Linked DNA regions of Homo sapiens: region 2 is linked to region 1. A link is a loop called in an ENCODE intact Hi-C map of the cell type or tissue named here. Cell type or tissue: mucosa of descending colon. All regions are shown on one strand. Each heading gives the region's core, and the rest is flanking DNA. Links, peaks and the distances in the headings are about the cores only. Region 1 has its middle 29 kb from the start of LINC01526. Region 2 has its middle 21 kb from the start of LINC01526.

Evidence for each region. Peaks named below come from ENCODE experiments on the same cell type or tissue, not always from the same donor. Only the 100,000 strongest peaks of a DNase experiment are listed, where the experiment ranks them.
Region 2: it touches region 1 in a loop (2.1-fold over the local background); 3 of 110 quality-filtered maps call a loop at or near these places.

The regions. Positions count from the first base shown.
Region 1 is chr6:81,780,988-81,789,520 of GRCh38, reverse strand. No RefSeq gene overlaps it. Among named protein-coding and RNA genes, the nearest start is that of LINC01526, 29 kb to the left of the region's middle. In mucosa of descending colon, for the core only: no CTCF peak of the experiment used is centred there; no DNase peak of the experiment used is centred there.
Region 2 is chr6:81,830,881-81,839,413 of GRCh38, reverse strand. No RefSeq gene overlaps it. Among named protein-coding and RNA genes, the nearest start is that of LINC01526, 21 kb to the right of the region's middle. In mucosa of descending colon, for the core only: no CTCF peak of the experiment used is centred there; a DNase peak (open chromatin) is centred at 4,973.

The sequences.
Region 1 (8,533 bases), core at 3,029-5,528:
CTGTGGTCATCATACATTAGAGATAACAGAGTCACATATAGGTGTTGTTTTTCTGAAGATGAATATATTTATCACTGGGCTAGTTGGGCACCTGAGCTGATTACAGTGACAAATACATGTTGAGCACTTTCCATGTGCTACACACTATTTTAAGAGCTTAACATGCATTAATCCATATAATCCTCATAACATCTCTACTAAGTAGGTACTATTATCATCTCCATTTATAGATGTGGAATTTGAGGCAAAAATGTTAGGAAACTTGCACAAGGTCACATAACCAGTAAGTTGTGGAGCCAGGCTCCAAACCCAGGCAGTCTACCTAAAAGCCACACGCTTTTCACCATTAATGCTGTTCTGCCTGCCCTGACCATGAGACACAGTTTATTCTTTAAAACCCTACCAGACAATTTCCATTGACAGGAAATAGGGAAAAATCCTGGGTGACTCATGAGGCAAATGAGAATCAATAGTGCAGTTTCCACCCATGTAACATTGGCAGAACTGTCTTTTTTAAGCTTTAATTTTCCTTGTACAATGGTCCTCCATAAACAGCAATGAAAAAAAAAAAAAACAGAACAAACACCATTGAGTCACCAGCTCCCAAGGTCCTGTGTGGTGCTTTATTGATGGTAGGTGTATGGAGCTTCCTGGAACATGTTGTTCACAAATAAAGATGTCTTTCTGGCCTTAAGAGAGTGTGTGAATCCCACTGGTCTGGGAGCATGACATATTGAGCCAGAGTGTTTTACTAAAGCTGCTCTCTGAAGTTGGAGATGGCAATTGGGTTAGGAGATAGGCGCTGGGCTGGGGAGAGACTCAAGCAACAGAGAACAACATTTCTCCCTCCTGAATGGGAGCAAGCATCTTCCTTTAGATTAAGTGCTCTCTATTTCCTGAGTGAATAGGGACAAGTTTCCTAAGCTAGAACCTTTCTCAATTCTGATAAGTTTGAGTTATTGACTTTCCATTCTGATTACTATTAAAATTTCTTTTAAAATAAATCAGAGGTAGAGTCCAGTAGTCCAGTAGAATATAGAATCTCAGATATAAAAGGAAATAAACTGTCTTCAGGAAGATTAGAGTGCAAAGTGAGTATTTAAATATTTTATTTGATAATATGGGTTACTGATGTATCTTCCTCATCCCCAATTTTTAAACCCTATTATGTTTATAAGTTTTGGAAGTTTCTGTGGAAATATTTACTTCACAGTTTTAATAAGTATCACAATTAATTAATTGAACTCCTGCTATGTAGAAGGAAAATAATATTAAATAAAGTCACATTGTCATGAAATATTTTCAAACTAGTTAGTAATTATATAAAATTCAAACCTGTTTCCTCCTACTGCACACTCCATACTCCCACATAAAAACTACCAACAATGACAATATTCATTGCAAGAAGCACATTTGAGAGACCATATGAAATTGTCCTTCTTATTGGTCTAAAAATGTTCTAACAGCATAGAAATTTAAAAATGCTCAACCGAAATAGTACAAATAATATGGGCTAGGTATTAGGAAACCTGGATCTTCCCCTAATTAGTTGTTTGCCCTTTTGTGAGTCATTTAGACCTTCTGACTGACCTCCACTCCTCTCTGCTCTAAACTGGGATTAACAGTTTATGCTCTCTGCAAACCTCTTAAGGTTGCTGCCAGTTTCAAAGCAATATTTGTAAACCAAAATATACTCTACGAATTCAGGGTATTATGAACCTTAAATAGCTAAGCTCTGTGTCAAAGTTTTGTTCTTAAGGCATCATATTTCTCTGAGTAGAAGTGTGTGAGCTATAATACTATGCTGCTACTATCAAACAGCCAATTTTGTCTTTCAATGGTTTTAAATATCAGCCTGAGATTGAAGAAAATAAAAATGGACAGACCTGTTGGGTTTTTATTTTCAGATTCAGCCTGAGAATCACAGTTTCTGGGACTGAGTAAATACTACTTATGCTTGTCTAGGAGTAGAGTCAATTCAAATGGCACTATGTCAACTTTGTTAACGTCATCAGCCACAGACTTTTTCTTATGCTGCCAATAATACAATTTATTGCTGTTTTTAAAAAAGTTATAGGACTACCATTTTCTTTTCCTGCTAAAGTTTTCCTTGTCATTCTGATTCTTTGAGGTAAAATGAAGAACTGGGGAGGACCTGTTTTGGGGAGACATTTAAAGGAGCAATGTTGGTCATTGTTAGATAAATGACAGGACTTGCCTCATACAGTAAAATGTAAACAAATATTTGAAGTTCTTTTGAAACCGACATGAATGAATTTTGAACAAGGCAAAATAGTAATAGCCACTGGGCAAGAAAAAAATATTAGAAAGCGCACACACAAAAAATCACACAAGGATGTGTGTCTGAGTAAAGAAAGCAAAAAGCATCTTGAATAAAGTAAATACAGTAAAAACAAAAAGGAAATTGCATTGACACAATCACTCTGGTATATAATTTGAAAATATTATCAATTTCCTAAAAATGAAACTGAAACTAAAGCACTGAAATATCAAGTAGCAGTGAATATTTTAATAATATCTGCCTCAGAAAATGTAAAAACATAAAATTTTAGGCATCGGAGCAACAGCTGAAGACTAAATGCAAAATGAGACGAATTATTTTAGAAAAGCCAATTAAAAAGTAAATCCATTTTGCTGTCTACATAACTCATCTTCCCCAGAAAGCATAAATGTCAAAATTTTAATAAATCCTATTAAAACAATTCTTCAAGTTGCCATTTTGCTACACAGAGGGTCATAGACATTCCAAGCTTCTATATACATAAACTCTATCGTAGTACCCATTGTCCTGTTGTGTATTGCAGACTTGCCCATGTGAGCCATCAGACAGACAGATTATAAAATGTCCCGCAGAGAAGGCAGCTCTGGTCTAACATTCAACTCTTTATGGTAGCTAGGAACACCTTAACAGAAGTCCCTTCTGTCAGAAGGCTACTCAAGGTGGTGGGCCCAAGGAGATGTCCTTATTATTCCCTGAAATGGTTCAGTGGAAAGATAACTTGATTCAGATTCAGAACCTGGGTCTGAGCTCCAACACTGACACCACAAGTGGAATGACCTCAGGCAACTCACCAAATTTCTCAAGGCTGGGCTTTGTTCATCTGTGAGTTGTGAATAATAATAGCCTAACTCATAGGATTGATGTGAAAGTCAGACGAAACACAATGTATCTGTGAATGTGCTTGGTAAACCATGAAATGCTAATAAATGCATGGCATATATAGTTCCTGACAGAGTAGTTCAAGTACAGTACTTGCTTTGATTTCACAGAATTACTTAGATGAAAAACTCAGTGAAGTGTGAGCACTTCTGCTCCCTCTTTTTGTACAATGGATTTCATGTTAATTAGTTCTAACCAGCTCCATGTTGGGGAGAAATGCATTTAACTTTGGAAACTGCCCCATATGATATTACAAATATTAACTGCCTCCACATTGTTTTCACTGCTGGGATTACCGCCCTGTGCAATAAGCAGTAGAAGCGGCATAATGCCATTATGCGTATCTAGATGGTGTCGAGACAGTGGCCACACTTTCACATCACTTTCTACCAGATTTCCATACATCTGCCCCTGCCCCAGCCAAGACTATTTGCTTTCTACCTTTCTCATACCACTTGATTGTTTCCACTTCTATGTTTTTAGAAGCTGTTTAACTTCACGTTATCCTCATTTTTCTACATGGATGTATTGCTCTTACCATCTTAAAGATCTACCTTTCTGGAAACCTTGCATGGTTGATCCCATTCTGCTTTCTTAATTCTAACTTCAATGCCACTTAATAGAGAGTTGTGCAAGACCCCATATTTCAGTAGATGTTAATGGAGTTTCAGGATAGTGTATGCAACTAAGAGTGGGTGTACATAATGAGGGTGGATCAATTCAGTCACTTCATCGCAGCTTTCAAAAAAAAAAAACAGAAATGCAAAACTGGTCCATCCAGTTTCCATTTATGAAGAGAAACTGCCATGAATCAGATTATAAGTGATGTTTGTCTCAGTTTCTTTCACACTCCAACTTAATGTGTGTATGCCTGAGTGTATATATGTATGTTTGTGTATTTGTGACCTTCTCAGCAGCTTAACTCAATTGCTTAATCCGTACAGCATAGAGAAAATTCATTAGATAGGAAATTGTAGTCTGTGCTGCCGTTAATTTGCCAAATTAATTTTCCAAAGCTCAATCTCTCCTGTAAATTGAGTATGTCACACTAGCTGATCCAGAAGGTCCCTCTAAGCATATATGACTTGTAGACGGGAGAAATCTGTAATATATCTATGCTAGGTCATATCAGAAAAATACCTTGCCATTCTCTGCCATGCCATTCACAGTGAGTTTAAAGTTGCTATACTTTATATGAATGTTATTGTATAGACAGAAAAGAAAATGAAATAAAGGGAAGGAACATGGAAAATATGCTTCTCTCTTCTAGGCTTTTTCAGTGGGAGTATATTGAGGACTGACGTAGTAAGTCCAAATGTTACAGCTTGTTCCTGAGTCTGGTGCCACTAGAAGCCTTGCAGAGGAGTGCAGTCTCCTCCATGATTAAGTTCCAGATACCTAACGGCCTACTGCCCTGCACCAGTCTGAGTCCCAGAGTCTCCAGATCCAACAACTACACTAATTAAAAAGGCTCTTTTATTCTGTAGTAATTGTTTGGCTCACTCAGACTGTGCTAGAGCTTTGGAATGGAGTAGGAAGCTGTACAGGTAGCTCCCTGTAGCAGCCCTAAAGTGGAGTTAGGTCTACTGACTACTGCTGCTGCTGCCCTAGGCAACCTGACCCAGGGTTCCAGATCATCAGGTACAAAGAACAGCATCCTGAGTCCAAAATCAAATTACTCCTTTGATTAAAATACTCCAATGGATCTGTAAGCAGTTGATGGATAACCTGGGAACTTTGAAACTTTCATCGACTTTCTAAGGAGAACCAATATGCTATGTGTCATACTGAATAAATGCTTAGTATTTATTGAATTACTAAACCAGACTAAATAACATTTTAAAGAAAGTTTTCCACAAGCTGTGATGATAAGTCAAAATCAGGAAGTTAAAATTATATGGAAATAAGCATCAAGATCTATTCTTAGGTTGACAGTAATTTAAAAAAGATTTTATGTTTGTATAATTACAGATTGCAAATCATTTATACATATTTAGTTCATTTAATGACTGCCAAAAATGCCACATTTCTATATTAGGATATTCTTATGATATTCCTATAAAGATTTTTTTTTAATAAAGTGTGACACAGACAGTATAAACAACTTTCCTGAAGTCACATATCTAGTAAATTGCCAATTGAAATCAAAGTCAGTCTTCCAATTTTAAGTCCTAGGCTCTAAATTGCTGCATGCAGCTAAGGGACTATTTGTTTAGTCCCTGCTATCTCTTAATCCACTATCAGTACCAATCCTTTGTGTTTAGATAGAGGGAGCCCCGGCTTCATTAAAATACCTTTGGAGAGCAGCAATCTTTCTTACCTTCATGAAAATACATCATCTAGAACAAGACTAACCGTCCTACTCAACTGTGTATTGGCCAGGCCATATCTAGAGCATACTCTTTTGAGTATTACATTGAAAGATTTGAGATTTATGAAGAGTCAGAAAGTGGAAAGCTGAGGGAGTTTAGTCTAGTGGTTAAAGTTTTTAAAACTATGTCTTACAAGGAGCAATTGAAGAAATTTGGGTGTTCAGCCTAGAAAAAGGAATATGGGGGTTGAGGTGGGGTAATATATAGGCAGAGAAAATATATTTATTGTCTGGTCTGAAGGCTATTACATCAGAGGGATGAGACGTGTAGCTCTAGAGGCCAAAATAGCACTGGTGAAGAGAAGTTATAAAAAGGCCATTTAAAAATTCAATATAAAGGAAAATTTCAAAAAGTAAAAATCACTAAAAAATTCAATACATTTTCTTGTGAGGTGTAACTTGTAAATGATCAAGCAAAGATGAGTAGACCATTTTCTGAGGATGATATAGACATGATTAGCACTAGGTAGGAGGTTGAAATAAACACTCTTTAAGACCTTTTCTAAGGGCCTCTAAGATTCTATGATTTAATCTTTCTCAAAAATAATTAAGCTTAAACAGAGGACAAAAAACACATCTGTTCTCGTAACCCACCTTTCTAGTAGTATCTAGGTTCCACTATCAGTGCCAATCATTATCCCAAAATTTAGCAGCTTAAAACCTGTATCTTGTGTGTCAAGATTATGGGGAGACCTCTACATTGTTTAGTGCTTAACTGGGAAGACTCCATAGCTGCTGTGGGAGTGGAGGAGAACTTGATGGCTGAAGGCTGGAATTTTCCAAAGCTGTGCTGTCCAGTAGAGAAGGCAATAATCACACATTGCTACTGAGTGCTTGAAATGTGTCTAGTCTGAATTGAGTTGTGCTCTAAGTTCAAAACACACACACACACACACACACATACACAGACACACACACACACACACACACATCCACTATTTCAAAGACTTTGTATGGCAAATAAAATAAATTAAGCTATCTTGTTAATAATTCATATATTGATTATATGTTGAAATAATACTCTTTTAGATATAATGGGTAAAGTAAAATATATTAACAACATTAATTTCACTCATTTTATTTAATTTTTAAAATATGGCTAATAGAAAATTTAAAACTTCATATGTGATTAATATATTCTTATTGAACATGGTTTATCTCATGGTATTGTTCATTGATGTATACTGTGGTTGATGCTGGCTATGGACTGGCACTTCAGCTGGTGATATGGTTTGGCTGTGTCCACACCCAAATCTCATCTTGAATTGTAGTTTCCCAAATCCCCATGTGTCGTGGGAGGGACCAGATGAAGGTAATTGAATCATGGGGGCATTTTCCTCATCCTATTCTCATGATAGTGAGTTAGTTCTTTTGAGATCTGATGGTTTTATAAAGGGCTTCCCACTTCACTGGGAAGTGATTCTTCTCTCTCCTGCTGCCATGTGAAGAAGGATGTGTTTGCTTCCCCTTCCACCATGATTGTAAGTTTCCTGAGGCCTCTCTAGCATGTACTGAACTGTGAGTCAATTAAACCTCTTTCCTTTATAAACTACCCAGTCTCAGATGTGTCTTTTTTTAGCAGAATGAGAACACACTAATACAGCCGGGCAATTGATGGGAACACCAACATGTGGTCTTTTCATGTGGCTTAAGCTTCCTCCTAGCACGGTGGTCTCAAGAGAGTTGAAATTTTTATATGATGGGAGAAGACTCCAAAAACAACCTTTCCAGTGAGCAAGGTGAAAGCTGCATTGGCTTTTTTGACTTAGGCTTGGAAGTCATGAAGTCATGTTGCATCAATTTGCTGTGTTCCATCTGTTATCAGCAAATCATAACCCTGCACAGATTCAAGAGTAAGAAACACATTGTAGTAGAACACGTGGAACACAAGCTGTTGTTGCAGACATCTTGGAAAATATAACCTTCCACAACTTATTACCAACATAGACCAACAGAGTTATGGAATCTCCTTCTTAAGATTAAAAGGGCCATTTCTGAAGTCTAAGTAAGTCCTGGATTGTGAGATTGGAGTTCTTCTAAAGACACCCTCAAGTCTTACAATTAAGCAAGGATATACTTTAGGAATGTCACTGATAGTCATTTTTAAGCGGGGATGCAATTGAAAGGGCAAACTGTCCTCTAAGAGTTTTAAAAGCTGCCTACATGCTAATAAAACAATCATGATTCCAGCTTCCGGGTCACAGAGTTGAATCACACAACACAGAATACTCCCAGTTTTTTTTTCTTTTTTCTTTTGGTTTATTTATAGTTAACCAATAAGAAGTGTATTCCTAATTTCTGAGAGGTACATGTTCAAAACTGACTGGCACAAATCTTTCCTTTTTCCAAATGTTTTAATTTTTTTTCTTCATTTAAGTTCAGCCTTTTGAACGTCATTTAACAATTTATATACAATATGATGTGAAGATGTATTATGTATGTCCATTTAGGAATAAATGATTTTTGTCACAAGCATAAAATTCTTTTATGAGGTTATTTATTTAGCATAATCACCCTGTATTTGCTTTTTAAGAATGGGTTATGGCTGGGAGGGATGTGTGAAGCTGCCCCCAGAGCATAACGTATCTTGAAGGTTAAATCAGAATTTGACTTTAATCAAACAAATGTAATTGGCCCAGAGGGCCTAGTAAAGATGGAATTCCGGAAATGAGTGACTGTTGGTTTTTGTGTGTTTTCTTCCTTAAATATTAATAGGAACTGTCCATGTAGAGTTAGTTCAGAAAATCAGTTTGCATTCTTTTCTTTAAGCTTCCTCTTTAGAGTTTTGATTTCTCAGATGATTTGCACTTTGATATTAATTTGGTAATAATTATTAATTCATTTATAATGAATTTAATTAGTTATCAATCATTGAATAACCATAATTTAATTCTAATTTGCAATTTAATATTAAATAATCCTCAGAGTGTCAGTGCCTGAGTCCATTACATTCCCCTAGGTTATAAGTGGAAAGTGCTGTC
Region 2 (8,533 bases), core at 3,449-5,948, 49 kb before region 1:
TTAGAAATAATTCAAGTGGCTGTCCAGTCTCAGATGTATTTTATTCCCCTTCATAAACTTTCTGTTCAGCAATGCAATGGATTAGTTCAGTGCCTTATGGAGATTTTGGTGGAGGAAATATGCAATTGCTGTGAAAGTCTGCTCAAGGGCTATCTCCTCTCTGAAGTCTCCCTGCTGTCCTCCAGGAGGCATTAGAACTTCTGTGTTCCAGTAGGACTCTGCTTATACACGTATCAAAACACTTGCTCAACATTATTGTAAGGATTTAATTTGGAGGTCTAACTCCTAGAGTATTGCACTTTGTCCAGTTTTCTATGGGTTTAATTCCTTTTTCCTCCTGCCCTAAGCAATACCCCTGCCATTTATTACCTGTGTAAAATATATATAGTGACTTCCTGCCTGCCTCAATGGATGAATGACCCTTCTCATTTATTGAGAGTTTCTTTTCTTTTTCTTTCTTCCTTTTCTTTTCTCTTTCTTCTCTCTTCTCTTTCTTCCTTTTTTCTTTCTGTCCTTCCTTCCTTCTTTCTTTTCTTTCTTTTTTTCTTTCTTCTTTCTCACTCTCTCTCTTCTTTTCTCTTTTCTTGTCTTTTCATTTTTCTTTATCTTCTTCAGCTCTGTTAGGCCTAAATGGAGAAAAAAGTTCATAACTATTTCTTATGTCCCATGTATATCACTCATAGTTCATGCTTTATGACAGTCAGTAGATGATTCTTCTTGAATTTCTAGGAAAGACATGTTGCCATTATTCTATTTTTAAATATCCATGAGTGGGAAACTTGAACTACTGAAAACCATGTTACTCACCCAATTTTCTCTCACCTGTGCTAAAAGACATTTGGGGGCAGAATATATGTGTTAACAGTAAAAATGTTAATATCATGATTAGCATATTTTATATTGGCAAGATAAGCCTTATGAATACTTACATGCAGTCAGATAGTTAAAAAAAGGAATTAAAATAAGTCAGACAAAGTTTTCTGACACTGTCCTTCCTGATGATTTGGTCTATTTCTCTCATTGCATGTGTTTTTTTAAACACTTAGCTCCCGCTTATAATGAATAGCCACCTCTTTTTGGCTAGACTTTTAATATATTACAGAACTAGACACATCAGAGTAGCTCCAACCCTCACTAAATGGAATTGAAAATACCAGAAGCCCAAGATAAGCAAGAGGATTACTAGATAGTAACCTAGCAACACAAGTCAAGCAACTGTACTCTAGTTACTTCTTATGTTTGTTAAACCTCCTGTGATGTTATACACTCTATGAATCATGTTGTGCATACTGAAGGCGTGCACCTGTATCGACAACATCACAAAGATTCTAAGAAGGAAATCAGAGGTATGCGGTTGCATCCTTATTGAAAAATCATGGGTATAATAATGGAATTGGAAACAATTCATAGAATTGCTTCTGCTGCACATTAGATGTGAATGGCCCATGAAGCTTGCCTGTTTAAAAGTGGTATTTCTTCCTGTATTTCCTCTATATACCCACTGAAAATTTAGCTGTATTTTATTATGAGAAACTTTTTAAAAACAATATTGAGTTAAGTGCTGGGGACTCAGACGGACATAAAATCATTTTCAGGTTTGCCAAATTATATAAAATGACCTTGTTGGAAATATACCCAACCATTTTCTACTTACAAGAGCATTACTTGAAGAGAAGCAAATGTGAATTTGTGAAGTGCTTTCACCTCTTCATTCATTCCTTCAACAAATACTTTTAAAGCACCTACTATGTGCCAGGAATTATGGGGTACTATAGAAACACAGAAGAAAGCAAGAAAAATTGCTGACCCAGCTCTCATGGGATGAAAATCTAGGGGAGGAAACAGACAGAAACTAAACCAATAATAAAATGGAAAATATGGTGAGTAGAAAAGTCTAGACAACTATGAGAAAAGAGGAGGTGGTGTTAGGAGAGTCTTCTCAGAAGTAATGGTTGAGCTAAAGGACAAGTTAATACATGGTAGATTAAGGGAAGGATGAGTCTAATGGAAGAAATGATTGTGCAAAGGCACCAAGGAGGTAGAGCACTTTTGAATTATTTAACCCATAATATAGAAGGCATGGGAATGCTGGAAGAGAAAAGAGAAGGCAGGAATTTGGACGGAGAGGTTGGCAAAGCCCACTCTATTCAAAGATTTCCTCATAATCCAGAAAAGTAGAATGTAGGAAACTCTTGCACAAAAATAGAAAATTTATATAAATCCATCCAGTATAAATATCTACATGCAGAGTTATACATACTGATGCACATAAAACAACAATAATAATATCCATCTCACCTGTATCCCTCTTGTTATCTATCTGGGAATTCTGGAGAGCTAAGGAAGTCCCTATGCAAAGCAAGAATTTGGGTTGGCCAAAAGGGTGATATTACTCTACACATTTGCAAACATGGTCTACTCACCAGCATCTTTACACAAGTTCACCCAGTCAATAACTATTTATTGTATTTTGTCTGTGTATCAGATATAGAATGAAAGAGCCCTGGGCAGAAGACAGGGAAGAAGGATTGAAACTGAGGGGCAGAGAGGTGGAAACTGACCCTGATACTGATCATCTATCATCTGCCAATCATTTCACATACATTAGTTTATTTCATATTTCCAGAAATTTCTTGAGGTATTATTAGGTGAATTTTAAAGATGAGAAAGTGGACATTCATCAAGGTTAAAGGACTTGTCCATGTAAATTGTGCAGCCAGGAATCTGATCCAGTTCTGAGTGACTCCAAACCCATTTCCCTTTCCATTTATTGAAATTTAAATTTAAATGTTTTTAATCAACAAATAAAAATTGTATATATTTATGGTATACAGCATGATATTTATATATATATATATACACACACACACACGTTGTGGAATGACTAAGTCAAGCTAATTAACATATTTATTATTGCACATACTTATCATTTTTTGTGATGGGAACACTTAAAATCTATTCCCTTAGCGATTTTCAAGTGTACAATGCATTATTATTAACTATAACCCTCATGATGTACAATAAATCTTCTGAATTTATTCCTTCTACTTAACTAAAATCTTATATCCTCAGACAACATCTCCCCATGCCAACCCCACCTGTCCACCCTACTTCAACTTGCTGCTGGTAACCACTGTTCCACTCTTTGCTTCTGTGAGTTTGACTTTCCTAGATTGCACATATAAATGAAATTGTGCAGTTATATGCCTTTCTGTGCTTCTTATTTCACTCAGCGTCATGTCCTTCAGGTTCTTCCATGTTGTGGCACATGACAGGACTTCCCTCTTTTTAACAGCTGAATAGTATTTCATTGTGTGTACACACCACATATCCATTCATCTGTTGATGGGCACTCAGGTTGGTTTCATATTTTGGGTGTTGTGAATAGTGCTGCAATGAACATGTGAGTGCAGATATCCCTTATGCAAACTGATCTGATTTCCTCCCTTCCCATGATGACACTGTGGTCCTGCTGTTGAATTTTCTCCACCCTTCTTAATTAGGCATTAGGACAACAATCATGGGTGCCTCTTGAGAACATGTTCTCAGGCCAACAATTTAACCTTGTCAGAGTCTGGAGCAATTGGAGAAGTGGGGAGAAATCATAGGGGTCTTCTCTGGGAGCACAAACAAACAAATGTACCAGTGTAAGAAGTCAGCAGGGTGGAACAGGAAGAGAAAGAGAGGGAAGGCTGGACTTCTAAAAGTTTTATGAGCCAGACAATGCCCTATAAATTAAATATAATAGTCAGATAAGTGTAACTGAACAGATAAATGGGCCCTCGCTGCTTCCACATTATGTGCTACATACCCCAAGTCCCTCAAGGAAAGATCCTGATAAATAACTTGAGGTCACAAAGAAGAGAAGAGAAAGAAGGTAAGGATCCACTGAAACACAGTGAGTGCAAGGTGAAGGTAAAACTGAGACATCAACTCATCAGTCAACAAATGTTGATAAACAAAGGTGAGAAGACCGTGGATTAAAGAGAGGGCAATAGACTGGATAAAGAAAATGTGGCACATATATACCATGGAATACTATGCAGTCATAAAAAAGGATGAGTTCATGTCCTTTGCAGGGACATGGATGAAGCTGGAAACCATCATTCTCAGCGAACTATCACAAGAACAGAAAACCAAACACCGCATGTTCTCACTGATAAGTGGGAGTTGAACAATGAGAACACATGGACACAGGGCAGGGACCATCACACACAGGGGTCTGTTGGGGGCTGGGGGGCTATGGGAGGGATAACATTAGGAGAAATACCTAATGCAGGTGACGGGTTGATGGGTGCAGCAAACCACCATGGCACGTGTATGCCTATGTAACAAAACCGTACGTTCTGCACATGTACCCCAGAACTTAAAGTATAATAAAAAAAAGAAAAAAAAATGAGTGATACAAATTTTGAAAAAAAAAGGCAGAATTCCTCCTCCCTCATTCTTCTTCCTTTAGATGCTTTCAGCACAAAACTGAAGTGTAGAACAGGAATAAAGACATTGAAATCTTGGAGGACTGGAATTCCTGGAAGTGTCTCTGAGCTGGGGTTAAAATGCAGAAGATGTTCAGTCTCTTTGGCATGGAAAACTCCAAACCTAAAGGGCTGATAGAAAGGATGTTGCAGTCACATGAATGCCTCTGGGAACAGCTGGTAAACATCTATATGTTTAGAAATATTTTTCTGTCTGACTTGGATAAAAATAATCAGTCGTTGGCAGAAAACATTTCAATTTCTTTCTGATTTTGTGCAATAATAGCTTGGAAAGGCCCACACACTTCCATGATATCTACAGTTTGTAGAAGTCTTTCTTCCACTTCTCTGATAAAGGGAAATAGCCATGGTGACGCATGTTGTTTATCTAGTTTCCATAAAAAGACTACTACATGATAGTTGGTAAGGCCTACAGAACTCGGTAAACAGACACAACGGGCCTTGCACTGCTCCCTGCCTTCACTTCCCGATGGTGCTGTGAATGGCTCCAGGCCACCGAGCACAAGAGTCACAGCTCTCAGTTCCACCCAGGATGTTTCTACTGTCTCTTTAGCCAATGAACTAGGAGGGATTTTTGTTTTCAGTGTGACATTTGCATGCTTGTTGTCATTTTCATTCCTTGATTCTGAATCATCTGTATGAATTCTCTTCTCTCCTTGAAGAAAAATGTGTGGGGCTGATTTCCTCTGTGATGTGTGATGTCAGAGAGGACTAAACTTAACCAGGCACAATTATCCATTTTGGGCACAGCTGTTGGCCAAACCCTCAGGAATCAGATGGCCAAAATTGTTTCAGGATGCCAATGTTGCCTCTGAGGATAGCAAGCCTTACTTAGCATTTTAAAATTTCCTTGAAGCAGAAAAGAACAATTTGTTCTCCCAGGTAAGAAAGTCCATCTGCAAAGTTACAAGTCTTAAATTAGTGAGTTTTCAAACGTAGTTTGGAGAACTCTAGATATTTCTAGAAGGAAGCTGTACAAGAACATCTTGAAAAACTACCCCTCCGCTACTACCTTAATGCCCCAGTAGGATTTTAAGTTTTATGGGAATAAAACATAAGATAAAAAAGATTTTCAAAGCTGCCTGAAAATCTCCAGAGCTTGAGAACATCACTTCTTCTGTTTCTTTCTTACATAATTCTTCAGTTATCTCTTGTTCAAGGTTCAAATTCATAGATTAAGTGGACTTATGGTGTTGTTAAAGGGAGAGTAATTATTATCCAAGAAATCTATGGAATGTCAGAGGCATGCAGGTAAAAATACAGCATTGAACCTGGTTCTTTGATTCATAGTCCAAATTCAATGATTATAATTGCAAAAAGAAGGCTGTAATATACCTGGAGAAAAATAGAAAGGCTGTTGGTGATACTCATCTTCAAAAAGGAAATGTGATTTAACACATTATAAATTCATCTATTCCACACAACAAGCTGAAACACACGAAAACCTTTTATCCACAAAAATGTTTAATGGATTGTTAGTTATGATACAAAACAATTGAAAACTCTAAAGTTCATCAATAATGAAATAGTTCAATAAGTTGTAGCACTTTTATATGTTGGAACATTATTCAGCAGTTTATGATGATATTCTCATAGTATTTGTAATCACATGGGGAAAATGCTACTATTATGTTTTGTGAATAAAAGTAGGATATATATATGTGTCTGTGTGTGTGTGTGTGTATATATATATATATATACACACACACACTTTTAGTATATATACACACACACACACACACACACATATATATATATCCTACTTTTATCCTATATATATAAGTAGAATTTCACCCAGGTACCTACATCTGTACATTACGAAAAGTAGTGAATATAAAATCCAACAAATCTTAGTTGTATCTTTTATTATCCAATTCTTTGGGATTTCCCATAAGGCAGATATACTATAAAAATGACTTTATATTAAAAAACAGGATATATTTTAAAGGTATTAAACAGCACTTTGTCAAGTCCTTTGCTCTTTCCTCTGTTTCACTTAGTCATTCATCAAGTTCTAAAGTAAAACTGCTTTATTAATAAACAGAAATTCTATTAAATGTTTGAGTTTTCAATCAGGCAGCATTTCCTTTTCTGATGACTTTAATTTCTATGCATACATACTCTTAGCATTTCTATTTGTAGAGTCCTGTATTCCTTAACATCTGTGAAATATTCCTCTTCAAGCATTTGGCAAATCTAAAGGTTTTCTTAGGTTTTCAATTGAGGAGATAAAGATTAAACCTTTAGCTAGAGTAACTAGCTGTCTCTAGCAAGTGCATTACTGGGTTCAAATGACTTCCTTAGACTGCAGATTTCTCCCTGGGCTGAGTGAATTTTGATGTTCCCTGGGCTGTTCCCTGGGTGGCTGGCTCCTACCCACTCTGGGTCAAGAAGAGCGGCCCTAATCAAATCAACATCAACTCTCCCTGGGAAGTGATTTTATGGTTTCCAAAGGTCGCATAAATTAGGAGGTTGGCTGAGGCTTTTATGTGGAAAATGGTGATATAATTTGAAAGGTCATATTTTCTCTAACCAGTCGCCTCACATAAAATGTGCTTTTATAAGCTCTATTATAAAGACCTTGTGATCCAGCAGCATTAGAACCAGGCCCGGGAATTAAAGAACCAGGACTTTCAATCTGCCATTGTGTTGCTGGGTGGGTCGGAGCAAATCTAACCATGAGCATCTCAATTGCCTTTTCTAAAAAAAATTGACCTATTATGTTGTAACTGATAACCAATGAAATTTTTTCAAGGGCCTGCAAAACATAGTCTTATATGAATGCTTTTTAATGAGAATAATCTATACCACATATTTGACTTAAACCATCTTCTGAAATACTTTTATAATGCTATAGATAGGACCTATTTCATGAAGAGCCATTGCTTTGCCTCAAAAATCTTTTCTATAATTTGAGTGCCCAGGAAGGGTCACAGTACTTTAGAATTTTAATTTGGTGTCTTAATCAAATGGTGGCTCACTCCTATGGTCCTAGCTACTCAAGAGGCTAAGATAGGAGGATTGCTTGAGCCTGGGAGGTTGACACTGAAGGGAGCTATGATGGTGTTACTGCCCTTCAGCCTGGGTGACAAAGCGAGACACTGTCTCAAAAAAAACAAAAAACAAAAAACAAAAAATCCCCCTAATTTTCATAGGTAAGTTACGATGCTGGAGCCATTTGTGCACTTAGAAAAGATGGTGTGCTGTTTCAGCCTTTGAATTAAATGCAAACAAAAATAAACCATCCTTAAAATGTACTAGACTTTCCCAGTCAAATGGGGGACATTTAGAATACATGTTGTACCAGACTTAATGTGCAGTATCCAAGGTTTTTATCATTCAACGTGCAATATTCCCGTACAACATTAGCTTGGCAAATAATCAGAGCAGCTGGTTAATCGTTAGCCAGTATGCAGCCTTTGACTATATACCTGTGTTGAAAAACAAATACATTTATGAAAGAAAGGAAAGGAATGTTGAAAGAGAAAAACGTTTTGCAAAATATCCTGTCAAACCATTTTTCTACAGCATCTTGGTACCTCTACACTCAATGTCACTATTCAAAATCATTTTCAATGTGAAGGCTTGCTCCTAGAAAGCAACTTCTTGCATTCGTCTAATCAGTGGATGAGCTGGAACTGTTTATTGCCACAAGATTAATACACTCTTCCAAAAAAAGAGGTCTTTAGAATATTTCTTAAAATTTTTGTTCTTACAACAAAAAATGTAACGCCAATAGAGGAAAATATATGTCTATATATGTAGGATATGAGCTTGACTTAAAATATGTATATATCCATAAGAAAAAGATTGGAATGGAATATTCAAAATGTTAGTGGTGCCTGTCTCCAGAACATAGAGTTATCGATGGTGTTAATTTTCATTTTAAACCTCTCCATGGGTTTTTAAAAATTGAGCTATAATTCACATATCATAAAATTCACATTTCTTAAAGTGTAAAATTCAGTGGTTTTTAGTATACCCACAAGGGTATCCAACCATCACCTCTGTCTAATGCCAAAACACTTTCATCACAC